Regions from separate parts of the Homo sapiens genome. Here all the other regions are linked to region 3. Evidence: read pairs that join two places in POLR2A ChIA-PET (ENCODE). Cell type or tissue: PC-9. All regions are shown on one strand. Region 1 overlaps SFXN2 (sideroflexin 2). Region 2 overlaps GBF1 (golgi brefeldin A resistant guanine nucleotide exchange factor 1). Region 3 overlaps SUFU (SUFU negative regulator of hedgehog signaling).

Region 1 (2,500 bases), 120 kb after region 3:
CTGACCTCTGTTTCCTTTCAAGCCTGAATACCCACAGGCTGATGAACTTCTTATTCAGCAAATACTTGAATATTGTGCTAGGCACTGGGGTGACAGTCGTGAGCAAAATGAACATACCACCTCACTTCACAGGTGAATTATTTAACTTAGCTAAGGTGCTATTTCCAAGAAAAAAACAAAATGACCTAGTAGTAGAAGCTATAGAAGTAAATCTGAAAATTATTTGTACAAAAAAATAAAAGGACAAATAGGTACTATTTAGTGAAGAGAGGAAAGACTAGCTTTTGAGTATTGTGTTTGGAAAGGACCTGAGACAGGAAGAGGCCTATTGCATTTAAGAAAATCCCGGCCGGGCTTGGTGGCTCACGCCTGTAATCCCAACACTTGGGGAGGCCGACGCGGGTAATGGGTCACGAGGTCAGGAGATCGAGACCATCCTGGCTAACACGGTGAAACCGCGTCTCTACTAAAAATACAAACAATTAGCTGGGTGTGGTGGCACGCACCTGTAATCCCAGCTACTCAGGAGGCTGAGGCAGGAGAATTGCTTGAACCCAGGAGGTGGACGTTGCAGTGAGCCGAGATCGCACCACTGCACTCCAGTCTGGGTGACAGAGCAAGACTCCCTCTCAAAAAAAAAAAAAAAAAAAAAAAAAACCCATGGCAGGACCGGGGCTGGTAGCTCACTCCTGTAATCCCAGCACTTTGGGAGGCTGAGGCAGGTAGATCCCTTGAGCTCAGGAGTTGAGACCAGCCTAGCAACATAGGGAGACCCTGTCTCTACAAAAAATACAAAAACTAGCCGGGCATGTTGGCACATGCCTGTGGTCCCAGCTACTTGAGAGGCTAAGGTCAGAGGATCGTTTGAGCCTGGGAGGTGGAGGCTGGAGTAGTGAGCCATGATCATACCACTGTACTCCCACCTGGGCAACAGAGCAAGACCCTGTCTCAAAAAAAAAAAAAAATCCCATGGTATTTGAAACTTAACATGCAGAAATCAAGCTTACTATTAATATTTTCTCCCTCAAAGCCAATTTTTCTGTGCTCTCCCTGTTAGCACCTATCGCCCAAGTCAGAAACCCTAGGTATCACTCTGGATATTTGTCATGTGTCAACTTGGCTAAGCTAAGCAAGACTCCCGGGATTCCCTCTCTGGTATATTCCAGTTATAGTGGCTACCCAGGAGCACACACACACCATCTTCCAGCTCTTCAGACAAACAGTAATCTAGGTGCTGCTGTGAGGGGATTTTGCAGACCTAATTAAATTCCTCAATTGTTTGGCTTTAAGTTAATCAAAAGGGAGATTATCCTGGGTGGCCTGACCTAATCAGGTGGAAGCCCTTTAAAGGAGGGCTAGAACACCCCTGAACCCCCTCTGAGGTTCTGGACTCTGAGCCATTACCCGCGTTGCTCCCTCTCCCCTGGGATGGTCTGTTGCTGGCCGCCTGCCCTGCTGACTTCAGGATTGCCTAGCCAACAGCCACAGTTATGTGAGCCAATTCGCTAATTCCTTGTGATAAATCAATTTCTATATTTTATCAATATTATATTACGTCAGCATTATATATATTTAGGCCAGGAGTGGTGCATGCCTGTAATCCCAGCACTTAGGGAGGATGAGATGGGAGGATTCCTTGAGCCCAGGAGTTTGAGATTACAGTGAGCTATGATTGCACCACTCCACTCTACCCTGGGCAACCAGCTGAGACCCTGCCTAAAAAAAGAAGAAAAAATTATAAAATCTATATAGATAGATCAACATATATTTATAACATATAAAGTTATATATTTATATATGATTTTATATAGCTATATGAATTATTTATGTTTATATATTATTTTTATATGTTATATTTAAACGTAATTCATGTCTATATAAATAAATGTATATATAAATTTATATATTATAAATATATGTTGCTATATCTATAAATTTAAAAAATTATATATTTATATAGTTATATAATTTATATATTTAGAAAATATATATTATAGTATACAAATATATTTTAGAAATATATAAAATATGTATATGTGTGTGTCATAGCCAGGTGCAGTGGCACACACCTGTAATCCTGGCACTTTGGGAGGCCAAGGCAGGCAGATTGCTTGAGCTCAGGAGTTAGAGGAACTCCATGTTGCCCCATGTTATGTTTTGGTATCTACCTGTCTGTCTGTCTGTAATCTACTGATTCTGCTTCTCTGGTTGAACCTTGACTGATAAAATGTTCCTCTTATACCTATTGCTTAGCAGACCTTAACATTCCGCTTCTTTGAAAGATTCTCTCCTGTTGGTCTCTCCTCTGAGTGCACGTGGGTTCATTTGAGCCCTACCTCTTCTTGCCTGGATTACTGGGGTTCTCGTCCAGCTGGTCTCCCTGCATCCCGTGAGGTCCATCCACATCCTGTTTATTCTCATGACTACCCAGTTTGTTCTTAGTAAACTACATATCTGATCTTGTCACTCTTCTTCTTAAAGTCTTTCAATGACTCCCTGA
Region 2 (2,500 bases), 230 kb before region 3:
CTTTAAATTTATTTTTAAACTAAGATTTACTTATTTTTTGAGTAGGTTCAAAATATACAAAAGGGTAAACTGATAAAACTAAGTTTCCAATCCATTCCTGTCCCCAGCTTCTGAGTTCCCCTCACTAGAGGCAGCCACTGTCACCAGTTTCTTGTCTATCCTTCCAGAGTTACCCTGTGTCTATTCAAAGGCATATAAAATTAATTATGTGAGCAGAGTTTATATCACTAAATTGATGGAGAACCAATTGCCTTAAATAGAATAACCATACAAAAATGACAAAAGTGGCTGGGCTTGGTGGCTCCTGCCTGTAATCCCAGCACTTTGGGAGGCCGAGGCGGGTGGATCATGAGGTCAGGAGATGGAGACCACCCTGGCTAACACGGTGAAACCCCGTCTCTACTAAAAATAGAAAAAATAGCTGTGCATGGTGGCAGGCGCCTGTAGTCCCAGCTACTCGGGAGGCTGAGACAGGAGAATGGCGTGAACCCGGGAGGCAGAGCTTGCAGTGAGCCGAGATTATGCCACTGCACTCCAGCCTGGGCGACAGAGCAAGACTCCATCTCAAAAAAAAAAAAAAGAAAGAAAAGAAAAATAACGAAAGTAAAAATGTATTAAATCTGGCCAGACACTATTGCCCAATCAAAGCCTCTGAGCCTGAGGTTTTCTGTTTTAAAAATGAGATTAACAGCCAGGTACAGTGGCTCACACCTGTAATTCCAGCACTTTGGGAGGCTGAGGCGGGAGGATCACTTGAGGCCAGGAGTTCGAGACCAGCCTGGGAAAAATAGCGAGACCCTGCCTCTACAAAAATAAAAATGCAAAAATTATCTGGGCATGGTGGCACACATTGTAGTCCCAGCTACTGGGGAGGCTGAGTAGCTGAGTAGGTGGGAGGATTTCTTGAGCCTAGGAGATCCAGGAGGCAGTGAGCCATGATGGTGCCATGCACTCCAGTTTTGCACAGAGCAAGACCCTGTCTCAAAAAATAAAATAAGAAATAAAATTAGGCCGGGCATGGTATAATCACACCTGTAATCCTAAAACTTTGGGAGGACTATTGCTTGGGCCCAGGAGCTCAAGATCAGCCTGGGCAACATGGCAAAACCCCATCTCTACAAAAATACAAAAAATTAGCTGGCTGTGGCAGCGCACAGCTGTAGTTCCATCTACTCATAAGGCTGAGGTGGGAGGATCACCTGAGCCCAGGAGTTCGAGGCTGCAGCGAGCCGTGATTGTGCCACTGCACTCCAGCCTGGGTGACAGAGTGAGACCCTGCCTCAAAAAATAAAATTAAATTAACAACATGAGGCTTTCTCTGTCATCAGCAGGTGTGAAATAGAATTGAAAAGAAAGTATCTTTCTCACTGTGAGTAAGGATTGTGAAATACTCAGTCCACACACCTCCTAAGGCTCTCTCTCTCATGAGTAATCTCTGACTTGGAGAGTCCTTTACAAGGACTGGAACAACCAGGAAGTCAAGTCAAGGGAAAGAGTAGCGAGGGGGTGAGGTATGGCATGATTGGTGCTAGGGACACCTTGAGGACTTAGTTAGGGACAGTGAGTGGGGAGGGGGAAAGGGATCCACGAGACCTAACCCCACTCACATCCTGCCCCCTCCTGTGATCCTAGTTGCTAGACCTGATGCACACCCTGCACACGCGGGCAGCCTCTATCTACAGCTCATGGGCGGAGGAGCAACGCCACCTGGAGACAGGTGGCCAGAAGATTGAAGCTGATTCTCGCACCCTCTGGGCCCACTGCTGGTGCCCTTTACTGCAGGGTAAACCAGGAGGGGCAGAGGTAGGGAGTTTGGGGAGCATCAGGATCAAGATGCCTGAAGGATCCTGACCCTGCTCTTGCTCTCAGGTATTGCCTGCCTGTGCTGCGATGCCCGGCGCCAGGTACGGATGCAGGCACTGACCTATCTGCAGCGAGCACTACTTGTACATGATCTGCAAAAGCTAGATGCCCTGGAATGGGAGTCCTGTTTTAACAAGGTGGGACTTCCTACTGGTCTTAAGATAAAGTTCAAATCCTAAGAAAAGGAAAGCCAGGCAGCCTGAAGAGCCCCTAATGTGAGTCTTCAGCCTGCATCATACCTTCCCTTCAGCTCTATGCCCATCCAGTTCCTGGCTTCCTTGGGGCAAGGCTGCCTAGCTGAACCTCATAGGGAGACATTGCACATTTACCCCCACCAGGTGCTGTTTCCTCTACTTACCAAGCTCTTGGAGAACATCAGCCCTGCAGATGTGGGTGGGATGGAGGAGACCCGGATGAGGGCTTCCACATTGCTCTCTAAGGTACTGCTCACCACCCTATACCCACCCTCTCTCCCATACCTGCCTTTTCCCGAGGAGGGAAGCCAGGGCTTCTGGCAGGACCTAGAGATGCACTGTAGGTGCTCACAACCCCCCAGCTATGGACACTAAGCAGGACCTAGGGACCTGAGAGGATTCTGAATCTTAAATCAGAGATTCCTCCATCTCTGATCTAAGAT
Region 3 (2,500 bases):
CAGAAGATACGTGTGGTCAGGTGAATTGTGTGTAGAGGTTTTCTTTTATTTATTTCTTTTTTTTAGACACAGGGTCTCCTTCTGTCACCCAGGCTGGAATGTGGTGGCAAGATCATAGCTCACTGCAGCCTCGAGCTCCTGGCCTCAAGTGATCCTCCTACCTTGGCCTCCCAAAATGCTGGGACTACAGGCATGAGCCACCACACCTGGCCTGTATTTCTCTAAACTGTTGCTCAGATGCTGGGAACCTGCACCAGTATTCTAGGGCCACCTCCTCCCTCAGCCAGTGACTTACCACCTGAGGCTGGGAACTCTTAGGAAGCTCTCTGAGTTGTGTGCCCTCCCAGAGAGGGACAGGGCACATGCAGGTGTGCACACTTATGTTAGAGGGGAAAAGTTCCTGACTATGGGAGAAGCACTTTGTAGTTGAGGCACCTCTAAAAAGCGAACTCACCATCACTGCTGAGTTTCTCAGTCTTCTAGAATCACACCAGCAGCTTTTAAGACCTTTAAAAAATTTTTTTTGCCTTAATTTCATGGAGAATTAAGATTCTGTACCATGAATTCCTCTGCTGTAACATTCACATTTGCAACACCTCCCCAACATACACACACACACATATACATAGATTTCTCTCTACTCTTAGGAGTGTCTCTGCACTTGTCTGTTTGGCCTTTGATTGGGGTGACTTTGCTCCCTCTAATTCCCATCTTGAATACCTTGTAACCTGGCCAGGGAGTCATCCTTTAGAGAAAATTGTGTTTTGTTTTGCTCAGCTTGTGAGGTCCATGAAGATTAATTAGAGGAAGAAAATATCTTGTTTGCATCCAACTTACCAGTGAATTGGGGTGAAGGAAGGTGAGTTTCCATCTGGGGAAACAGCTGGGCTGTGGCTGGTGCCGCTCGCACGAAGGGCAGTGTTGGGTAACCCTGCTTCAAGGGGTCTCTCCTGTCAGCGCAGTGGCCAGCCTGGAGCCCTCTCTGTCACGTTGGCTTCCCTCACACTCCCACGCTGGGGAAGTACAGTTGCTTGCACTGGAAAGAAAGCCCAGAAAGAAACAGCCCTTCTCTTAGGGCCCCAGCCAGACTCTGCAGGGCTGATGAGAGGAACAGCCCAGGCCTCTCTGCTCCCTGCGTCCTGGACAGCAGGCTCCTTTTTGCCTCCCTCACTGTGATCCATGTTGTCATGCCAAGTGCCTTTACAGGCCTTTCTCAGAAATACATATTTGAAAGGGCAGAGCAAGGGGCTCCACAGCAAGTCTGGCATGGGTAAATTTCTGTTTTAACTCCGTTCTTTGCTCCGCTTCCCCAAAGAGATGAAGTCACGGCCATTGTTAACACCTCAACTTCAGAATTCCTTGCTGGTGCTTGAATTCTCAGTCCAAACGCTGCATCCCCCTCCCTCGAGTTGCACAATCAGGGGTATTTTTATCGCCCATCCTTGATCCTCGGTGTCACCCAACACTTCAGCAGTGAGTCACTTCTCCAGGGAAGGGAAAAGGAAGGCTCAAAGGTAAGAGCTAGAGAAAGGAAATGACTCAGTGTCTCAGAAAAAGGAAAGCTGGGGTTCTGGCTAGAGTAAGCTCATTCAGGAGAGTAGGGGTCCTAATCTCCCACCCAAGTCAGAGGGTAGGGCTGGGGATGGCGGCCCCTGGTGCCCAGAGGAGTTAATAGTTGACTAGGAAATCCCCTAACCTTGATGCAGATTTTACTCACCCTGACTTCTTTAGCCATACTCTGTCCCACCATTTCATGATTTCATGATCACATTTTACCTTTGGGATATTCCCGATGAAAATATTGCCTTTTTTTTTTTTTTTTTTTTTTTTAACACGAGGTGAAGTCTCACTCTGTCACCTAGACTGGAGTGCAGTGGCACAATCTCGGCTTACTGCAACCCCTGCCTCCTGTGTTCAAGCGATTCTCCTGAGTAGCTGGGATTATAAGCACACACCACCACGTCCAGCTAATTTTTGTATTTTTAGTACAGATGGGTTTTCACCATGTTGGTCAGGCTGGTCTCGAACTCCTGACCTTATGATCTGCCCGCCTCAGCCTCCCAAAGTGCTGGGATTACAGGCATGAGCCACTGTGCCCTGCCAAATATTGCATTTTTAAACTGGGTGTGGTGGCTCATACCTGTAATCCCAGCACTCTGGGAGGCTGAGGCAGAAAGAGCTCTTGAGTCCAGGAGTTCGAGACCAGCCTGGGCAACATGGCAAAACCCCATCTCTACAAAACATTAGCCAGGTGTGGTGGCACATGCCTGTAGTCCCAGCTACTCAGGAGGCTGAGGTGGGAGGATTGCCTGGGCCTGGGAGGTTGAGGCTGCAGTGAACCGTGATCACACCACTGCACTCCAGCCTGAGACCCTGTCTCAAAGCAAAAAAAGAAAATACTGCATTTTGTCATTTGGTTATTGGTGTTTACTATTCACCTTTTGTGGCCTTTTACTCCTATATTGTCCTTATAAGAAAATTTGTCAGAATAACCAGGTTA

What was found. Peaks named below come from ENCODE experiments on the same cell type or tissue, not always from the same donor. Only the 100,000 strongest peaks of a DNase experiment are listed, where the experiment ranks them.
Region 1: POLR2A ChIA-PET joins it to region 3 with 5 read pairs; 6 of 35 experiments call an interaction of 5 or more read pairs at or near these places.
Region 2: POLR2A ChIA-PET joins it to region 3 with 6 read pairs; 1 of 35 experiments calls an interaction of 5 or more read pairs at or near these places.

Annotation. Positions count from the first base shown.
Region 1 is chr10:102,719,661-102,722,160 of GRCh38, forward strand. All of the region lies in intron 1 of SFXN2 (sideroflexin 2), which reads left to right. Among named protein-coding and RNA genes, the nearest start is that of SFXN2, 6.3 kb to the left of the region's middle. In PC-9, no CTCF peak of the experiment used is centred here; no DNase peak of the experiment used is centred here.
Region 2 is chr10:102,377,652-102,380,151 of GRCh38, forward strand. GBF1 (golgi brefeldin A resistant guanine nucleotide exchange factor 1) reads left to right here. Exons shown (of 40, transcript NM_001377137.1): 34 at 1,633-1,783; 35 at 1,870-2,000; 36 at 2,202-2,303. Among named protein-coding and RNA genes, the nearest start is that of NFKB2, 17 kb to the right of the region's middle. In PC-9, no CTCF peak of the experiment used is centred here; a DNase peak (open chromatin) is centred at 1,430; H3K27ac peaks cover 344 bases.
Region 3 is chr10:102,603,115-102,605,614 of GRCh38, forward strand. The region is part of intron 8 of SUFU (SUFU negative regulator of hedgehog signaling); the gene reads left to right. Among named protein-coding and RNA genes, the nearest start is that of TRIM8-DT, 39 kb to the right of the region's middle. RefSeq lists an enhancer at 606-1,805. In PC-9, no CTCF peak of the experiment used is centred here; a DNase peak (open chromatin) is centred at 1,417; H3K27ac peaks cover 2,341 bases.